Linked DNA regions of Homo sapiens: region 1 is linked to region 2. The links are chromatin loops, found by intact Hi-C in ENCODE. Cell type or tissue: PC-9. All regions are shown on one strand. Links, peaks and the distances in the headings refer to the core of each region. The heading gives the core; the rest is flanking DNA. Region 1 holds the start of IFIT3 (interferon induced protein with tetratricopeptide repeats 3). Region 2 holds the start of LOC124902477 (a long non-coding RNA gene).

What was found. A loop is a pair of places that touch in the nucleus more often than their neighbours do. Peaks named below come from ENCODE experiments on the same cell type or tissue, not always from the same donor. Only the 100,000 strongest peaks of a DNase experiment are listed, where the experiment ranks them.
Region 1: a loop joins it to region 2, with 4 times the contacts of the local background. A loop is called at or near these places in 25 of 110 quality-filtered maps.

What each region holds. Positions count from the first base shown.
Region 1 is chr10:89,322,689-89,332,009 of GRCh38, forward strand. IFIT3 (interferon induced protein with tetratricopeptide repeats 3) reads left to right here and starts at 5,309. Exons shown (of 2, transcript NM_001549.6): 1 at 5,309-5,390. The coding sequence starts at 5,386. It also overlaps a transcript of LIPA not described here. RefSeq lists enhancers at 5,077-5,316, 7,538-7,597 and a silencer at 5,637-5,686. In PC-9, for the core only: no CTCF peak of the experiment used is centred there; a DNase peak (open chromatin) is centred at 5,613; H3K4me3 peaks cover 1,541 bases; H3K27ac peaks cover 1,912 bases.
Region 2 is chr10:89,274,535-89,283,855 of GRCh38, forward strand. LOC124902477 (a long non-coding RNA gene) reads left to right here and starts at 9,140. Exons shown (of 3, transcript XR_007062233.1): 1 at 9,140-9,321. It also overlaps a transcript of LIPA not described here. In PC-9, for the core only: no CTCF peak of the experiment used is centred there; DNase peaks (open chromatin) are centred at 1,057, 3,807 and 5,147; H3K4me3 peaks cover 512 bases; H3K27ac peaks cover 6,739 bases.

The DNA of each region.
Region 1 (9,321 bases), core at 827-8,826, 49 kb after region 2:
GCCATAGCCCAATAAAGGCTGCAGTCCCAGTGCCTAGGAGCAGTAAGATTGCCCCATCTCAAACCCTTTCTGGATGGGGCTTGGTGCCAGCTTCCAGCCTACTGGTCCTACTTCTCTGTCTGAACTCAGCCAGTGACCATAGCCTCCTGTTCTCCCAGGAAGCACCTGGAGGGCAAGACAGGTGACTACATCTACCCCTGCCACTGGTTGCCAGGCAGGCAACACTTGCTAGAGCTTCCATCCCAGTGGTTCCACTTCTGTCTGAATTCAGCCAGAGAGCACAGCCTCCTGTTGTCCTGGGAAACATTCAGGCAAGGTAGGCAACCCCACCTACCCTGGCCTCTTGTAGCCAGGCAAGCCATGCCTGCTAGAGCTTCCAATTTATGTCCCACAGCCAAATTCTCATTTCCCATTCCTTTATAAAATTCTTGTTTCTGTTGGTTCAACATACACAAATCAATAAATGTGATTCACCACATAAGCAGAACTTAAAACTGAAACCACGTGATCATCTCAATAGATACAGAAAAGGCTTTTGATAAAATTCAACATCCATTAATGTTAAAAATCCTCAACAAACTAGATATTGAAGGAACATACCTCCAGATAATAAGAGCCATCTATGATAAACCCAAGGTCAACATCATACTGAATGGGCGAAAGCTGAAAGATTTCCCCTTGAGAACTGGAAAAATACAGGGATGCCCACTCTTAGCACTCCTATTCAACAGAGTACTGCTAGCATGAGCAAGCAGGCAAGAGAATGAAATAAAAGGCACCTAGATAGGAAGAGAGGAAGTCAAACTATCTATCTTTGCAGACAATTTGATTGCATACCTAGAAAACCCCCACGTCTCTACCCAAAAGCTCGTAGGTCTAATAAACAGCTTCAGCAAAGTTCCAGGATACAAAATCAACATACAAAAATGAGTAGCATTCCTATACACTAACAAAATCCAAGCCGAGAGCCAAATCAGGAAGACAATCCCATTCACAATAGCCACAAAAAGAATAAAATACCTAGAAATACAGCTAACGCAGGAGGTGAAAGATCTCTACAATGAGAATTACAAAACATTGTTCAAAGAAATCAGAGATGACACAAACAAATGGAAATGCTCATGGATAGGAAGAATCGATATTGCTAAAATGGCCATACTACCCAAAGCAATTTACAAATTCAATGCTATTCCTAACAAGCTACCAATGACAGTCTTCATAGAATTAGAAAAACCTATTTTAAAATTCCTATAGAACAAAAAGTGCTCAAATACCCAAAGCAATCCTAAGCAAAAAGAACAAAGCTGGAGGCATCATGTTACCTGACTTTGAACTATACTATAAGGCTACAGTAACCAAAATAGCATGGTACTGGTACAAAAACAGACACATAGACCAATAGAACAGAATAGAGAGCCCATGTTACCTGACTTTGAACTATACTACAAGGCTATAGTAACCAAAATGCATGGTACTGGTACAAAAACAGACACATAGACCAATGGAACAGAATAGAGAGCCCAAACTTAAGGGCACACACCTACAGCCATCTGATCTTCAACAAAGCTGACAAGAACAAGCAATGGGGAAATGATTCCCTGTTCAATAAAGGGTGCTGGGATAACTGGCTAGCCATATATAGAAGACTGAAATTGGACCCCTTCCTTACATCATATATGGAAATCAACTCAAGATGGATGAAATGTAAAACCTAAAAATATTAAAACCCTGGAAGATAACCTAGGAAATACGATTCTCAACATAGAAACCAGCAAAGATTTCATGATGAAGACACCAAAAGCAACTACGACAAAACCAAAAATTGACAAACGGGACCTAATTAAACTAAAGAGCTTCTGATAGCAAAAGAAACTATCAACAGAGTAAACAAGCAACTGACAGATGGGAGAAAATATCTGCAAACTATGCATAACCAAAGGTCTAATATTGAGAATCTATAAGAAACTTAAGCAAATTAACAAGCAAAAAAGCAAACAGCTCCATTAAAAAGTGGGCAAAGGACATGAACAGACACTTTTTAAAAGAAGACATGCATGCGGCCAATAAGAATATGAAAAAATATGTGGTGTTTGGTTTTCTGTCCTTTGTGATATTTTGCTGAAAATGATGGTTTCCAGCTTCATCCATGTCCCTGCAAAGGACACAACTCATCCTTTTTTATGGATGCATTGTATTCCATGGTGCATATGTGCCACATTTTCTTTACCCAGTCTATTGGGTTGGTTCCAAGTCTTTGCTATTGCAAATAGTGCCGCAATAAACATATGAACCAACATGGCACATGTATACCTATGTAACAAACCTGCACATTGTGCACATGTACCCAAGAAATTAAAGTATAATAATAAAAAAAGAAAATAAATTTCTTCCTTCAGATACCCTAAAAAAAAGAATATGAAAAAATACTCAATATCATTAATCATTAGAAAAATGCAAATCAAAACCACAATGAGATATCATGTCATACCAGTCAGAATGACTATTATTAAAAAGTCAACAAAAATAACAGATGCTGGTGAGGTTACAGAGAAAAGGGAACACTTACAAACTGCTGGTGAGAATGTAAATTAGTTCAGTCACTATGGAAAGCAATGTGGTAATTTCTCAAAGAACTTAAAATAGAAGTACCATTCAACCCAGCAATCCTATTATTGGGTACATACCCAAAGGAATATAAATCATTCTGCCATAAAGACACATGTTCAAGTATGTTCATCATAGCACTATTCACAATAGCAAAGACATGGACTCAACCTAAATGCCCATCAACAGAAGACAGGATAAGGGAAATGTGGTACATATACACCATGGACTACTATGCAGCCACAAAAAAAAGAATATCATGTCCTTTGCAGTAATGTGAATGGAACTGGAGGCCATTATCCTAAGTAAACTAATGCAGGAAGAGAAAACCAAATACTGCATGTTCTCACTTATAAGTGGGAACTGAACATTATGGACACAAAGAGGGGAACAACAGACACTGGGGCCTACTTGAGGGTAAAGAATGGGTGAAGAGAGAGGACTGAAAAACTACCTATCATGTACTATGCTTATGAGTGGGGTGACTAAATAATCTGTACACTAAAGCCTCATGACATGCAATTTACCTAAATAACAAACCTGTACGTGTATACCTGCACATAAAATATAAGTTAAAAAAAAACCTACAATGAGATATGATCTTACCCTGGTTAAAATTGCTTTTATCCAAAAGACAGGCAATAACAAATGCTGGCAAGGATGTGGAAAAAAGGAAACTCTTGTACACTGTTGGTGGGAATGTAAACTATTATAACTACTATGGATAACAGTTCGGAGGTTCCTCAAAAGACTAAAAATAGAACTACCATATGATCCAGTAATCCCACTGCCAGGAATACATCAAAAAGAAAGGAAATCAGTACATCAAAGAGATATCTGCACTCCCATGTTTATTGCAGCACTATTCACAATAGCCAAGATTTGGAAGCAACCTAAGTGTCCATCAGCAGAAGAATGGATACAGAAAATGTGGTACATTTACACAACGGAGTGCTCTTTAGCCATAAAAAGAATGAGATCCTGTCATTTGCAACAACATGGATAGAAGTGGAGGTCATTATAAGTGAATTAAGCCAGGCACAGAAAGACAAATTTTACATATTCTCACTTGTTTGTGGAAGCTAAAAATATTAAGACAATTGAACTTATGGAGATAGAGATTAGAATGATGATTACTAGAGGCTGGGAAGAGTAGTAGCGGGGGAAGTGGGGATGGTTAATGGGTACAAAAATATACTTAGATAGAATTAATAAGATCTAGTGTTTGTTAGAACAAGAGGATGACTATAGTCAACAATAGTTTATTGCACATTTCAAAATAACTAAAAGAGTATAATTGGATTGTTTGTAATACAAAGAATAAATGCTTGAAGTCATTTACCCTGATGTGATTATTACTCATTGTATGCTCGCATCAAATATCTCATGTACCCCATAAATATATATATCTACTATGTGTCCACAAAAAATTTTTAAAAATAATAAGAATTGGCTTAAAAAATGCTGTTTCCTGGGCCCCACCCTAGACTGATGGTCAGATACCTAATGTTGACAAAAAAAGTCAAACTCTGTAAAACATTTGAAGAGATTTATTCTAAGCCAAATATGAATGACCTATGGCCTGTGACACAGCCCTCAGGAGATCCTGAGAACATGTGCCAGGCCACAACTTGGTTTTATACATTTTAGGGAGACATAAGGCATCAATCAATACATGTAAGGTGTACATTGGCTAGGTCCAGAAAGGTGGGACAATTGGAAACAGGGAAGCGGGGCAGCTTCCAAGTCATAGGCAGATTCAAAGATTTTCTGATTGACAATTTGTTGAAAGAGTTATTATCAATAGAAAGGAATGTTTGGAGACATCCAATAGAAATTCAATAGACAATCATTAGAAAGGAATGTCTGGGTCGTGGAGACCAAGGTTTTATTATGCAGATGAAGCCTCCAAGTAGCAGGCTTCAGAGAGAATAGGTTGTAAATGTTTCTTAATACACTTAAAAAGAGCATGTTCTGGCTGGGTGCAGTGGCTCATGCCTGTAATCCCAGCACTTTGGGAGGCCAAGGTGGTTGGATCACCTGCTATCAGGAGTTCAAGACCAGCCTGACCAACATGGCGAAACCTCGTCTCTACTAAAAATACAAATATTAGCCGGGCATGGTGGTGGGTGCCTGTAATCCCAGCTACTCGGGAGGCTGAGGCAAGAGAATCACTTGAACCCAGGAGGCAGAGGTTGCAGTGAGACGCAATCATGCCACTGCATTCCAGCCTGGGCAACAGAGTAAGACTCTGTCTCAAAAAAAAACAAAAACAAAAACAAAAAAAGAGTGTGTTCTATTAGTAATTCCAAAAGGAAAAAGGATGTAATGAGGCATATCCAGCTTCCCCTTCACATCAGTTTTCAGGTTAACTTTGGAATGCCCTTGGCCAAAAGCAGGGGTCCAGTCACATGGTTGGTGAGTATGGCCTTAGAATTTAATTTTTTGGTTTACATTAGGAATGCTTCCACATTCTCTCAAACAAATTTTAGTCACAGTTTTGAATAACGTACTCTGGCTCAGCCATTGCAGGTCTCAAGCCGTTAGGTTTCATTTTCCTCCTCCCAACGATTTTAAATTAGTTTCACTTTCCAGTTTCCTCTTCCTTCCCCTAAAAGCAATTACTCAAAAACGGAGAAAACATCAGCTGATGCGTGCCCTACTCTCCCACCCCTTTATATAGTTCCTTCAGTATTTACTTGAGGCAGACAGGAAGACTTCTGAAGAACAAATCAGCCTGGTCACCAGCTTTTCGGAACAGCAGAGACACAGAGGGCAGTCATGAGGTCAGTGAAATAAGAATGCATAATCATGCTTGTTTTTGAGTGCAAATTGTAAGTTGAGTTTCTTACTGTGCAGGCACATTCCTGAATTGTCCTGATGTTTATAGATTCAATATGTCTTTATCAGTCTGAGCATTTGTAAGATGTTTGAGGGGTTTTTCCCTGTGGCTTTTTTTGGTGTACACACAGGCTTCTTAAGTTTCTGGAATGGTTCCCTACGGAACTACATGGGGGGAGGCAGGGTGGGGAATGCATCAGCTCATGTTTCCTCCCTGTGTGCAGCTATTTCCTGCAATGAGAGGAAGGCTTGGCAGGAGCGGTGTATTTCACTCAGCCACAAACTTGGCTGATTCAAGGGTAGACCTAAGGGAATTACTCTTTTGGGTTTTTCTGTTATTGTCATTTTGTTTGAAAAGATTAAGTCACAGGCTTTTTTTCTTGTAATTTTAAAAGGAGGAATTTATTTTCAACAGATATTGTGAAAGATACAATCAGTACTGCAAACCCACTCATGAAGAAGGCAATTTTGCCCTGAAACGTTGCATTACTTTAAGGTGGGAAGTGGAAGAAACAATTCTTACAAATGGGCATTTTTGTCATTTCTTATATAAAAACAAACCCAAAGCTTAGCATTTATTTTTATTGATGTAGTGAATGCTGGTCAGCAGCAAAAAAAGAATTTCTCCTCAAAAGTGTAATGACCTAATCTATTATCTAAAACTAGTCTAATCTCTAATGGTGGGAAGCAGATCAGTGGTTGCCTGGAGATGGTGGGGATTGAGTAGGAAGGCTCCCAAAAGAATCTTTTTAGAATCATAGGAATAGTCTATAGGGAGGTAGTGATGGTGGCTACATATGCATAAACATTTACCAAAACTCATCAGACTATACACTGAAAATGGGTGCATCTTATTGTATATAAAGCATAATCTCAGTAAACTTGATTTTTAAATTTATATATTGACCTCCTGGAGTTCTTCAGGGGATAGCATGTTAGGGAGAACTAAGAGAAAAGGATGCCTTTCCCACCAAGCATCTCTAGGAAAGGAGTGAGGAGGTGATTGCCAGGGAGGGAAGACCCCATCGACCATTCAGGGGGGCAGAAAAGGAAAACTGGATTCCCTACCTTACTCTGCCCCAAGGACTTGAAGATGCTCTGCAATGTCATGTTTGGGGATGAGATGGGTAAGAGGAATTCACTGCCAAATACCTCAGTATATAGAATACCCTTTTATATAGAATAAGTTCCTGGTCAAGAGTGATGTTAATTGTGTCTGTGTGAGTGGGATTGACCAGAGAGCAAGGCGTCTTAGTAGCCAGCTTGCAGGAAAGGTTTTACAGGGTCCTGTCTTTAGGTGTGTCTATAGCCACTGACCTGAGGAGGTCTGAGGGGGGCTCTCTGAACTATGCTGGACTCAGGTTCACATCAAGGTGCTCCTATTTCCAGAGGCTATAGGAACAGGAAGAGATTGGGCTGCTCCTCCCCAGTTGTGCTAAAAATTTCCAAATGGGAAAATCACCTGGAGAACTCACTGGCACGTGCCAGCTGATGGGCATCCTCCTCTGCCCCATCCACTGAGGAACTCTGTTGCTCCCTTTACACACTCACAAATTCACTTAAAATTATAACACAAATATATTAGTACCAGCAATCATGGTGGTAACATTTCTTTGTGATCTGTAGTTAGTGGTTTCATGCAAGTCCGTGTGAAGAGACCACCAAACAGGCTTTGTGTGAGCAACAAGGCTGTTTATTTCACCTGGGTGCAGGTGGGCTGAGTCCGAAAAGAAAGTCAGGGAAGGGAGATAGGGGTGGGGCCATTTTATAAGATTTGGGTAGGTAAAGGAAAATTACTGTCAAAGGGGGGTTGTTCTCTGGTGGGCAGGTGTGGGGGTCACAAGGTGCTCAGTAGGGGAGCTTTTGAGCCAGGATGAGCCAGGAGAAGGAATTTCACAAGATAATGTCATCGGTTAAGGCAGGAACAGGCCATTTTCACTTCTTTTGTGGTGGAATGTCATCAGTTAAGGCAGGAACTGGCCATCTGGATGTGTACATGCAGGTCACAGGATATGATGGCTTAGCTTGGGCTCAGAGGCCTGACAAGTGGGCACTGTGTTAAACACGTTTTACGCATGACCTCATATCACCCTTCCAACAGCCCTAGGAAGTAAGAGCTATTATTTCTATTATTAGCCTCATTTTCTAGATGACCAAAATGGGGCTTAGAAGGGCAAATTACTTGCCCAAGACATCAGATAGAGAGCAGGTGTCAGAGCAGAGTCATTAATGGAGGCACCAAACTCTACTGCTGATCATCTGACTCTATGCCCAATGGCCAAAAGGTGAAAGATCTTAATGCTTTCAACTATGCTCACTTTAGAGAGGGGGCCAGGGATGGGCTTCCTATCTGGAGAGTAAGGGCCAGCCTTTGATGGTTACCCATGCCTTAGAGTGGCCAAAGCCACAAGAACTGAACCCAGATCTTGGAGAAGGGTGAAAGTGGTTCTCCCCAGGGCATAATTTTCTATCATTTGGATGAAGGGAAAAGGAAATTCATCCTAGGGCATTTTAAGGATAAGGGAATGAGGCTCAGTGATATGACTCAAGAAATATCCCAGAACTAAGCAAAGAGGTCACTGAAATCCAGGTGTCCTGTGGTTTTCTTCCCTTCACTCAAGATGCCTGATAATGCTGCTTAATTCACCACATTAGCTCCATAAATAAAGGGGAAAACTGCTTTTTAAAATACCTCTATGACAGCACTTCTCAAAATGTGGTACAGGAACTCCTGCACTGAATTTCCAAGGCACTTGTGAAAACACAGGTTTCTAAGCTCACATCAGATTCACTGCACCAGAATCTCTGGGAGTAGGACTGCATAGTCAGTACTGTCAATATACAATAATCAGAAGGCTCAGGATCCAGTTAAAAGAGTTTATTCAACAAAAAGTTGAGGGCAGCAGTCCCAGGAGTAGAGCTGCACCCAAGAATGGTGAACAGTACTTCCAGTGTAGAGAAAAATGAGGACTGTTTACATAGGCAAAGACAGAGGTGTTCAACAGAATGACAACTTCTCTTGTTGTTGTTGTTTTTGTTGTTGCTGTTGTTGTTTTTGAGACAGAGTCTCACTCTGTCACCCAGGCTGGAGTGCAGTGGCCCGATCATGGCTCACTGCAGCCTCAGACTCCTGGGCTCAAGGGATTCTCCCACCCAGCCTCCCAAGTAGCTGGGACTATAGGAGCACGCCACTATGCCTGGTTAATTTTTTTGTATTTTAGTAGCAATGGGGTTTTGCCATGTTGGTCAGGTTGGTCTTGAACTCCTGACCTTAAGTGATGCACCCACCTTGGCCTCCCAAAGTGCTGAGATTACAGGCGTGAGCCTCCGTGCCTGGCCAACATTTTCCATACAGAGGCTAACATACAGATATACAATTTGATTGGCTACTATTGATTACAGTCCAAGGGAATTGCTTAATATTCTTTTGTAAAGAGGTAACATGGCTGGCCGCAGTGGCTCACACCCATAAGCCCAACACTTTGGGAGGCCGAGGAGGGCAGATGCTTGAGCTCAGGAGTTGGAGACCAGCCTGGGCAACATAGTGAGACCCCGTCTGTACTAAAAATACAAAAATCAGCCAGGCGTGGTGGCACGTGCCTATAGTCTCATTGACTGGAGAGGCTGAGATGGGAGGATCGCTTGAGCCTGGGAGGCAGAGGTTGCAGTAAGCTGAGATCGTGCTACTGCACTCCAGCCTGGATGACAGAGTGAGATCCTGTCTCAAAAAAAAAAAAAAAAAAAAAAAGTAACAATCAAAAGGGTCTCTATTTCCATAACATGAGGTCTACGTTTTAATAAAGACTAGGTTGTCTGAGGCCGGGCACGGTGGTGCAAGGCTATAATCCCAGCACTTTGGGAGGCCAAGGCGGGCAG
Region 2 (9,321 bases), core at 433-8,432:
ATCATGTCTTTATAGTGATTTGATTAAAATATAAAGGATTTTTTTGGAAAATGCTTTTGACTGATGTCTGTCCCTTAGTATCCTGGGCTCACTGACCCTATAAACAATCCCGTTTATTGCTGCTGAAATCTAGCAGGTTGAGAGGAATTTTCCCTAATCCTTGAACAATGACAAGAGACTAGGGATAAGGATGGCCACCAGAACTCCCAGCAGGTACTGGAATTTCCGTGTCTGATGGGTGGGAGGTGACCTCTGTTGAGACAGACTTTATTGGAGTTTTCTTCCTCCTATAACACACAAAGATGCAGAATGAATTAATTTGTTGATGCTGCTGCATTATTAGAAGAGGCTTCTGGTGCTATGACTTCTGCCATCATTGCAGAAGTCAAGAATGCATTTTATTCTTTAATGTTTTCTTAAAATGAAAAGGCATTCTATCTTAAGAGACACTGCCAAAAGGCTCACATGACAGTGTCTGAGCTAGGTAAAGAAGTAGAGTTGAAACTGTCGGGGCTTTATAATAAATAATGTCTCAACTCAGCTAGGCTGAACTGTGTTTCCCAGAATTTCCTCGTGTTTTCAGTCAGGATGAGTCAGTAGACATTTTTGCATGTGATTTAGAGGGTGGAAAAGAAGCAACTATTTAGCCTTTTTATGCTTGGAACGTTCAAGCAGGTGTGTTTGTGAACCACAGAATACTATGGCCCATCTCCTGGGTTAACTCCTTGGTGTACCAGACCTGCAACTACTCCAACTTCCCCTGAATCCTCCTTCAGCATCTCTGAATCCTGGGCCAGGTGTGTAGTTAGCTCCATGATGAAGGGCTCCTGCTTCTCCTGCAGGAGGGGTTAGAGGCAGTGAGAGCTGACTTGGGTTCTAGTCCGTATTTGTGGAACTGCAGCTCGTGGTTGTGGTTCCAGCCTGTCCTTGTCCTGCCCACTGGACATTCATCCATCTTCCCATTTTTTCCACCTGCCTTATGTACTTGAAGCTTCAGTACCAGACATGAAATCAAGAGCCTTACAGAACCGGCTTGGCCAGCTCCCACAATTGCATAAGATCAAATACCCAAAAGAAACGTGTATATCCCTTCCAGTGGCTCTGCCTCTGTTGCTGGATCCTGACTAATACACAATCAGAGATATCGAGTGAAACTGGGATTAGAAAACTAGTGATCTACTTTCATTTCTGCCAATTCTGGCTCTGTCGTTTTGTGAAAATTATTTTACTTTTTTAAGCCTCAGTTTTTTTAAAGTATATGCCTTTTACCAAATGATCCTCTCAAATTTCATTCCAGCTCTAGGGCTATCAGGTGACTTGATGATTGTATGTCCAGATATACCAGATGCTTCATAAATAACTTTCTAACTGCAGTGTATGGAGATTATGTTATGATTGCATCTATTTTAATACTATCTTTGATGCTGAAGTACATAGCTTGTGTGAGAATAATGCCAGCTCAGTTCACAGTACAACCTTTCTACTCCATAGTATAATTTTGTAGAGGATGCTAAGCTTTAAAAGGTAGAGTTGTAAAAGGTAGGCTCTGGATAGGGCTGGGTCTAGATAGGTAAGGTAAGCAAGGCACTTAATGCACATTAAGAAGACACTCACTCTCACGTCTTGCAAATGTGTGGTCAGCACTTGAACTACCTGCAGAGTAAGTATCTCCTTAAATTTTATGCCCTAGGCCCTCACTCACTTCACCCTCATCCAAGTCCTGATTTCTAGAGCCAGACTGCTAGGTTTGAAGCAAAGATCTTCTACTTGCAAGTGTGATTGTAGTTACAGCCTCTGTTATTTTGTTATACCAGCCTGAGCTAAGACATTTCTCAACTTTTTCCAGAAACTCAATTAGCAGCCAGGCTCTTTAACAGCAGATAGACACAAATTCAAAAGTATCACACCACATTATGTTCCACATACAGTATTGGTTAACTATAATACACCAAGTAATGGCATTGCCCTATCTTGAGATATCTTTATGGATTAGAGGGGAACATTTTAAAATAAGAGCTGTAAAACTGTACTGTTGTAGAGCCTTAGATGATCAAATGACCTTAACCAAGTTTCTGATTAGTTTAACAGTATCGTTGGAAGAGACTTATTTTTCTGTCTACCAAACTGTAAGGCATTTGAGGGTAGGATCCATCTAATAATAATAACATATGCCAGTTATTTAATATTTAGTGGCTGCAAAGTGTTATTCTAAGTGGTTTGCATGTATAAAGTCATTTAATCCTGACAACTCCATTAGATTTTTAATTGAAAATTAGAATATCAATTAATTAATAATTACCATTATTATTCCCATTTGATAGATGAGGAAACTGCAACAGAAATACTAAATAATGGCTAGAGGAGCTAGCGAGTGGCAGGTCTGAGGTCGAACGAAGGCAGCCTAGCCCCCAGAGCCCTGTCTCGACCCTCCATCTCATTCACTGCTGAATCCCTAGTACTCACCCCAGAGCTCATCAGTTGGCTTCACTAAATGTTTATTGAATATATACCTAATGGCTGTTTTTATTAGATGAATGCCAAACCCAGTCACATAAACTTACTGTGTATTAAAAGAAGGAAGTATCCAGGAAATGGGGGTGAAAATGTCATTTAGAAACAGAGGAGGAAAGTGATGGAAGAATAAAGCCTGCATGCAGTAGGAAGGTTCGCTGGGAGTGGAGTGGCTGCAATACGAGAGGAAATAGCGTTACTGCATTTCTGCATTACTGCATTTTTACTTACAAGTGTGCGATCTTATACAAGTTATGTAATCCTTTTGAGTCTGCTTTCTCGTATTTAAAAAGCAGATAATCACAATATATATCATAAAGCTGTTTCAGAGGTTAAACACATATTTTAAGTAAAACACCTAAGAGGGTTACTGGCACATCGGTAGGGATCAATAAATGTTAGCTATCTTTAGTTTTACTTGCATTATACGCAGAACATTAGAGGCATGGAACAGTGTCTGACACATGGTTGAAATTCAATATATATTGACTGAGTGAATTAATGAATGAATAAAGATGGATCCATAAAGATAAATGGATGGCTAGATGGACAAAGTATGTTTTCTGAGTTCAGCTTCCCTAAAAAATACAGAGAATACAGAAAACAACCACTGAAAAATTATTGGCAATTATCTCTATATTGGAGGAAACAATTTAGAACAACCTCTGCTGGTCATGATTGGGTTCAGGGATATGACTGGATTGGAGGCAGTAAGGTGACTTCTTTCATTCATCTTCCAAGAAAACAAAGTACTACTATATTTGAACTTACCTGGTAACTTTTACTCTATGTTGTTGTCGTTGTTTTCAAAAATAAACAAACCCCTCCCCACTCTTTCCTTTCTCTTGTTTTCATTTGTGTTTTTTTAAGTGTTTCGTGCTCACTTACCTAAATTACAAAGGTAACTTGGAAACACAGGGGTCTACATAATACGAGGTATAAGGGATTATGTACTGCCATTGTGAGAACCCCTCATACAATCCTGCCTTTTTTCTTTAGTTTCCCTCTTTTTGATCAGATTATGCTCCTGGTGTAAATCAGGCTCAGGACCAAGAGCCCTGGTGGGACCAGCAAGAGGGACACAGCAGGAAAAAGAAGAACAATTCCTACCAAAGCATGTTACTAAGTTTCTTTCTCTCAGGAAGTAATAACAGGAATGTTTTCATTTTCTCAGTTCTAATGATTTCATACTGAAAGAGAAAAAATAAGTCACAAGACCAGTGATCTCCATGGCTGGATTGGCTCCAAGAGAAAAAATCCATGACAAGAATAGCTGGGAGTTGAGTCACTGTGCCCAGAAGTTCTGCAAACATGATTCAGGAGGTAATTCTCTCTGCTTTAGTGTAGCAGGAAGGTGTGGAGAAGGGTCCACTAACATGTATTAACAGCGTGCAGTTTGCCAGGCACCATCCCTGAGGCTTTTCTTGGTTTAGCTGATTTAATCCTTACAATAAACATCTGTGATAGGAAGCAGAGGGAAAGAGAGGTTAAGCAAGTTCCCCAGGGCCACACAACTAAAATGCTGCTCTATTTTGCTTCAGACCTGGAAGACCTGGCAATGTTATCTTAGTTTGGAATATTAACCAAAAATATAAAATTACAAAGACAGGCTCCAAATAGTTCTTTATGCTTTGGAAAAGTAAGAAGTCTCATAAAATATAATTGAATTGTGAAAAATGTAAAATCTTCAGTCTAGGTTAAAAAAAGTAATTATGGAAGAACACAAAATATATATTACTTACATATGTGTTATAGTAATATTATTTACATATGTTTATATTTTAAAATATGTAATATAAAATTACTTTTATATATAGTATAATTAAAAGAATGTACATGGTCTAAATATATTTTGATAAAAATAATATATAGTCTTCTTTCATATGCACACACACACAGAGACATATATATAATGGAAACATACAGAATGGTAACAGGTTTTTACCAACAATTGCTTGTAGCTAATGTAGAACATACTTGAGAAAATGGCTTCTGTGAAAGACCAGTTAGTACCAAAATAATCTGGCCCAGAAAAATAGCCACCATTCTTGACTACATTAATAGAAATAGAATAACCCCCAAAGGGAGATGAGAAGCATTCTAAAGTGCACTGATCATGAGTTTCTATGTGATGATTTGTGTCCATTTGGAGCTCCAGTGCTTTAAAGCTGAAATGAACCCTGGCCTTTCACCACCCTCCCTGCCCATAGTATGGTATATCCTCTTATTCCTTCCCTCTTAGCTTACTGAGAGTGTAATTTCCAACCAGTTAAGCCAAAGAGGACTATTTTCTAGAAAAGGAGAGAGAGAATGAATTAGCAGATAAATGAAGAGTGTGAGGGAGGCCTTTGGTGGTCCTAGGGTTGGAAGAGAGTTTTGGAGAAGCATTCAGGGATTTGCTTTCTACCAGGTGGCAGAATATAGGGAAAGATGGGAGTGTAAGGGGTTTGCATTTATGGAAGGATTCCAGATTTCTAAATGTATTGGCAGGAGCCAAGTTCCTGTCATGACCCTTGATTGGAGACCAGGGCTTCGAGCCAAACCACAAGGGATGATAGAGAACAATTGATAGAAAAATTCATTCATTTCCTGAGAAAGTAATAGGAAAATATAAACCCACAAACAAAAAGTGACCTTCCCATGCTCCCAGAGGGGTAACAGAATTGACAGTGGAAGGAGGGATTTTCCAGCCTAAACCTGGCCTATACACACTGTACTTAAGTAAGGAAGTGGGAAATGGTAGCCAAGTGTGAATTAAATAGCAACTCAACACCATTTTGGACAAAAAATGGGGCCAGGATTTAAGACATGGTGTGAAGCATCTGGTCAATTTCTTTGACCTGGAAATTCTAATTTCCGGAATGCATCGTATTGAAAAACCCACACAATTGTACAAAGACGGACATACAGTGATATTCACTTCAACATTGTTTGTAATAGTGATAATCTGAAAATGACTTAAATGTCCAGCAAAAATACATTAATTAAACATTAAAATATGCCTATTAAATGTTGTCCTTGAAAAAAAATAGCAAGATTATAAGTACTGACATGGAGAGATACCCAAGATTTATCATTGAATTGAAAACCACAGCTACAAAACAACATGGATGGGGAGTGATTAAAGCACATTATGATCCAAGTTTAACTTCAGACTTTTATTTTGTTTATACTGATGAATTTATAATATATAGATTTTTATTTTTATAATTAGAAAACATATGCAAAAAATTTAAGGGTATCAATGTGTAGCAAAGAAAAAAACAAAAGGAAGAATCTCCCTCCATAGTCAGGTAAAAAGTGAACGTGCTCTCAGGCAAACAGGAAAGGTTCCTTGAGACACTAGAAGGCAGGGGAGGGGTCTCCTGGGTACATTCTCCCTTCGCCTCCCACTGCCTCGCCTGGCGTTAAACACAGCTGGATTACATTTCTGCTTTCAGAAGTTTGCACTCAGAGTGACGGTCTCTCCTAGGAGGGGACCCTCAATTCTAATTTTGTGATCTGCCATCTCCAAACACTGTCCCCATTTTAAGTTGGTCCCAGCTTCACCCATTCATCTCCAGTCAGAGTTTCTCATGTTGGTTCTGCTGATTTCTGCTACTTTTGACCGTAGCCCATATTTATGTGTCGGTTGGAAGTCTGAAGTTTTCTTCACCATCTGGTTTCACTAAAGATAGAATGTGTGAGGATGTTTTATCTGATGCCTTCTTCCTCGTTATTATTCCAAAGTAGAAATTTCTGACTAAGCTGCTCCAGTGTTTTTTAATGGTATCATTTCTGAAGTTGGTTTCAATGGCCAATTTTGGAATTCATGGCTGAATATTAATTCTGTTTACCTCTTTGCATTCCAGCTATTATAATCCCAATTTACCCTAAAGAAACTCTTGCCTCAGATATTATAGGTGAAAAGTCTTAAACAAAGAAGTACAAGAAGAAAAAGCACGTTAATATATTTCCAACTATGGTCATGCCACAGAGGAAATAATAAATAACTTTGGTTTTAAAAACAGTGGCTATTTATGATTTTAAAAAGAAGGCAAATATTTGTCTGTTAAGTATTTGCAACTCTTGAGAAGGATTCCCTCCTTGACCAAACTTTAGGCAGGTTCCTTTTTAGTCAGAGCCCTCTTCTTGACTAGGCCTCAACATGGCTCTCATCCTTCTCCTTCAGAGACCAGTTTTAGCAAAGAATCCTGCTGAGCCACTTTATCAAGAATGCCCCCCCACCCTGATATACAATTAAGTACTTCTTTCCCAGGCCTTGATATCTAAGCAAGTTCTTTTTAGTAATTTTCCATCCACTCCTTCATCCGGCCTGTTGACTACAAATCCACACTTGTTGTATTCAGTGTTGAGTTTAGTCTTTCTCCCATATTGCAATAGTCTGTCTCTCTCATTGTAATAGTCTTGAAAAAAAATAAAAGTCTCTCTTGACATTTTAACAGGTGCCCACTGCAAAATTTATCTTTAACTCCACAAGGTTGCTATCAATACTCAACACTTTACAGATGTGGAAACTAAGGCTCCAATAGATCAAGTAATTATCCAAGGTCAAACCACTGGTAAGTGGTAGGAACAGATGTGAACTCAAGCACTGATATTCCAGAAACCAAACAAACACTTCGCTACTGCACTTTTTGTCTGACTTTCTCAGCTCAATAGTTTGTGAAAACATCTCAGTTTGGAACCAGTTTAGGTCATAAATGCCAGTTTTAGGGAAAGTATTAGGCAGGATGTATGATGATGGTATTTGGCAATAAGCCACACTATTGGGGTATGAAATCCAGTCCTCTGGCATGAACATCATAGGGCCAGCTACTGAGAACTATACATACTATCCCTACTTAGTGTTCCTGGCTGAGATATTCAACCCTGGCTCTTGGTTCTCCATCAGAATAAACAGTTATGGTACTATTAGAGTTTTCCCTTTAGTGTTCCATGTGCATTCACATGCAGGGTCTACACTGTTGCTGTTGATGAGGCAAGAGTTAATCAACTTTACTCTTCTCATTCCACAGAGATGGAAACCAAGGCACAGAACTACTGTGACTTTCCCAGAACCTCAGACCTAGACTGGTTTGCACCTTGAACTTGATTCCAGGATATGGATTCATGAAATGTTAGTCATCATATTTCATACTGAGAAAGGTCCTGGAAGGATCATCCAGACCAACGATTTTTATTTCTCTGAGCATAAAACTGAGACCTGTTTTATGATTTATCTAATATCACAAACAGTTGGTGACAGAAGTAGGAAATACAGCTGAGGCCAAAACTCATTCTGAACAGCAAATGAAAACAGATACTTTTGGCCGGGCATGGTGGCTCATGCGTGTAATCTCAGCACTTTGGGAGGCTGAGGCAGGCAGATTACCTGAGATTGAGAGTTTGAGACCAGCCTGACCAACATGGAGAAACCCCGTCTCTGCTAAAAATACAAAAAAATTAGCCGGGCATGGTGGTGCATGCCTATAATCCCAGCTACTCAGGAGGCTGAGGCAGGAGAATCGCTTGAACCCAGGAGGCAGAGGTTGCGGTGAGCCGAGATCGTGCCATTGCACTCCAGCCTGGGTAACAAGAGCGAAACTCCGTCTCAAAAAAATAAAAAAAAAAGAAAGAAAGAAAACAGATACTTTCATCGAATCCATTATGTGCCAGGCACTATTCTAAGAGCTTCACAACAAGCCTATGAAATAGGTGCTACCACTCTTTACAGATGAAGAACGGATGCAAGTTCACACAAGCAGTGCATTTCAGAGTTGAAATCAGAAACTATATAGTTTAGATCCAGAGACTTGCTGCACTTAAGGAACACACTGAACAAGGGAAGTTCTAGAATTGGGCAGACCTGGACTTCTGTCCTTGGGCATATCACTTAAGTTCTCTGAATCTTCTCTTACTCATCTGTTAAATGGCCATATTTCACATGAGTGTAAAATGGAGTAAATTAGGTAAGTCCTATAAAGCCCTGAGCAAAAATTCTCAATCAATATTAGTGTTGAATTAAGTTTCACTTAAAGCTGCCTCCTTGCATATTTTAAGTTCACCCTGACAGTTTTTCTGTACATAGTAAACTATAACCTAACTGGATGTGTAAACAGACTGTAACCTACTCCTGTGCCACTCACAGTTTTGGCCAATCAAAGGTGGCCAACCATTCAAACCATGTTAAAATAAGGCAAATGCTGGGCTGTAACCAACACTTCCATTTCTGTACCTCACTTCTGTTTTTTATAGGTCATTTTCCTTTTTCTGTCCATAAATCTTCTACCAGGCAGCTGCACCGGAGTCTCTCTGAGGCCACTCTGGCTCGGAAGTCTGCCTGATTGGTGAATAATTCTTTGCTCAATTAAACTCTACTAAATTTAATTTGTCTAAGGTTTTTCTTTTAACATTAGCTACTGATGTCACTATTAATATTAGCTAGTGATGACAACAGTTCTCCGGAATCCACCCTAGTCCTGTGGTCATTTTTAGATTTCTGGTTCTCTGACCACTACATTGCTAATCCTCCTTCTAGTAAATTTTCATCTACCTTGAACTTCCTTACACACTATTCCCCCTAAACGTTGTTCCAGTTGAGTGCCCAGCCAGAAAGATTAAAGCTCTCCCTGCTGAAATCTCCTTTCCCTCCAGCAGGAAACCAGTGTAGTTATGTTGTTTGTACTTGCCAGGATACACTTCCATTTCATATTTGCAAGTACACATAAAGGTATCCTTCATCAGCAGCACAGTGCTTCCTTTCCTCTGAATCTGCCATCAGCTCAGGCAGATTTCTAAGCAGCAAATCAGCCTTTGCCAGAACACTGC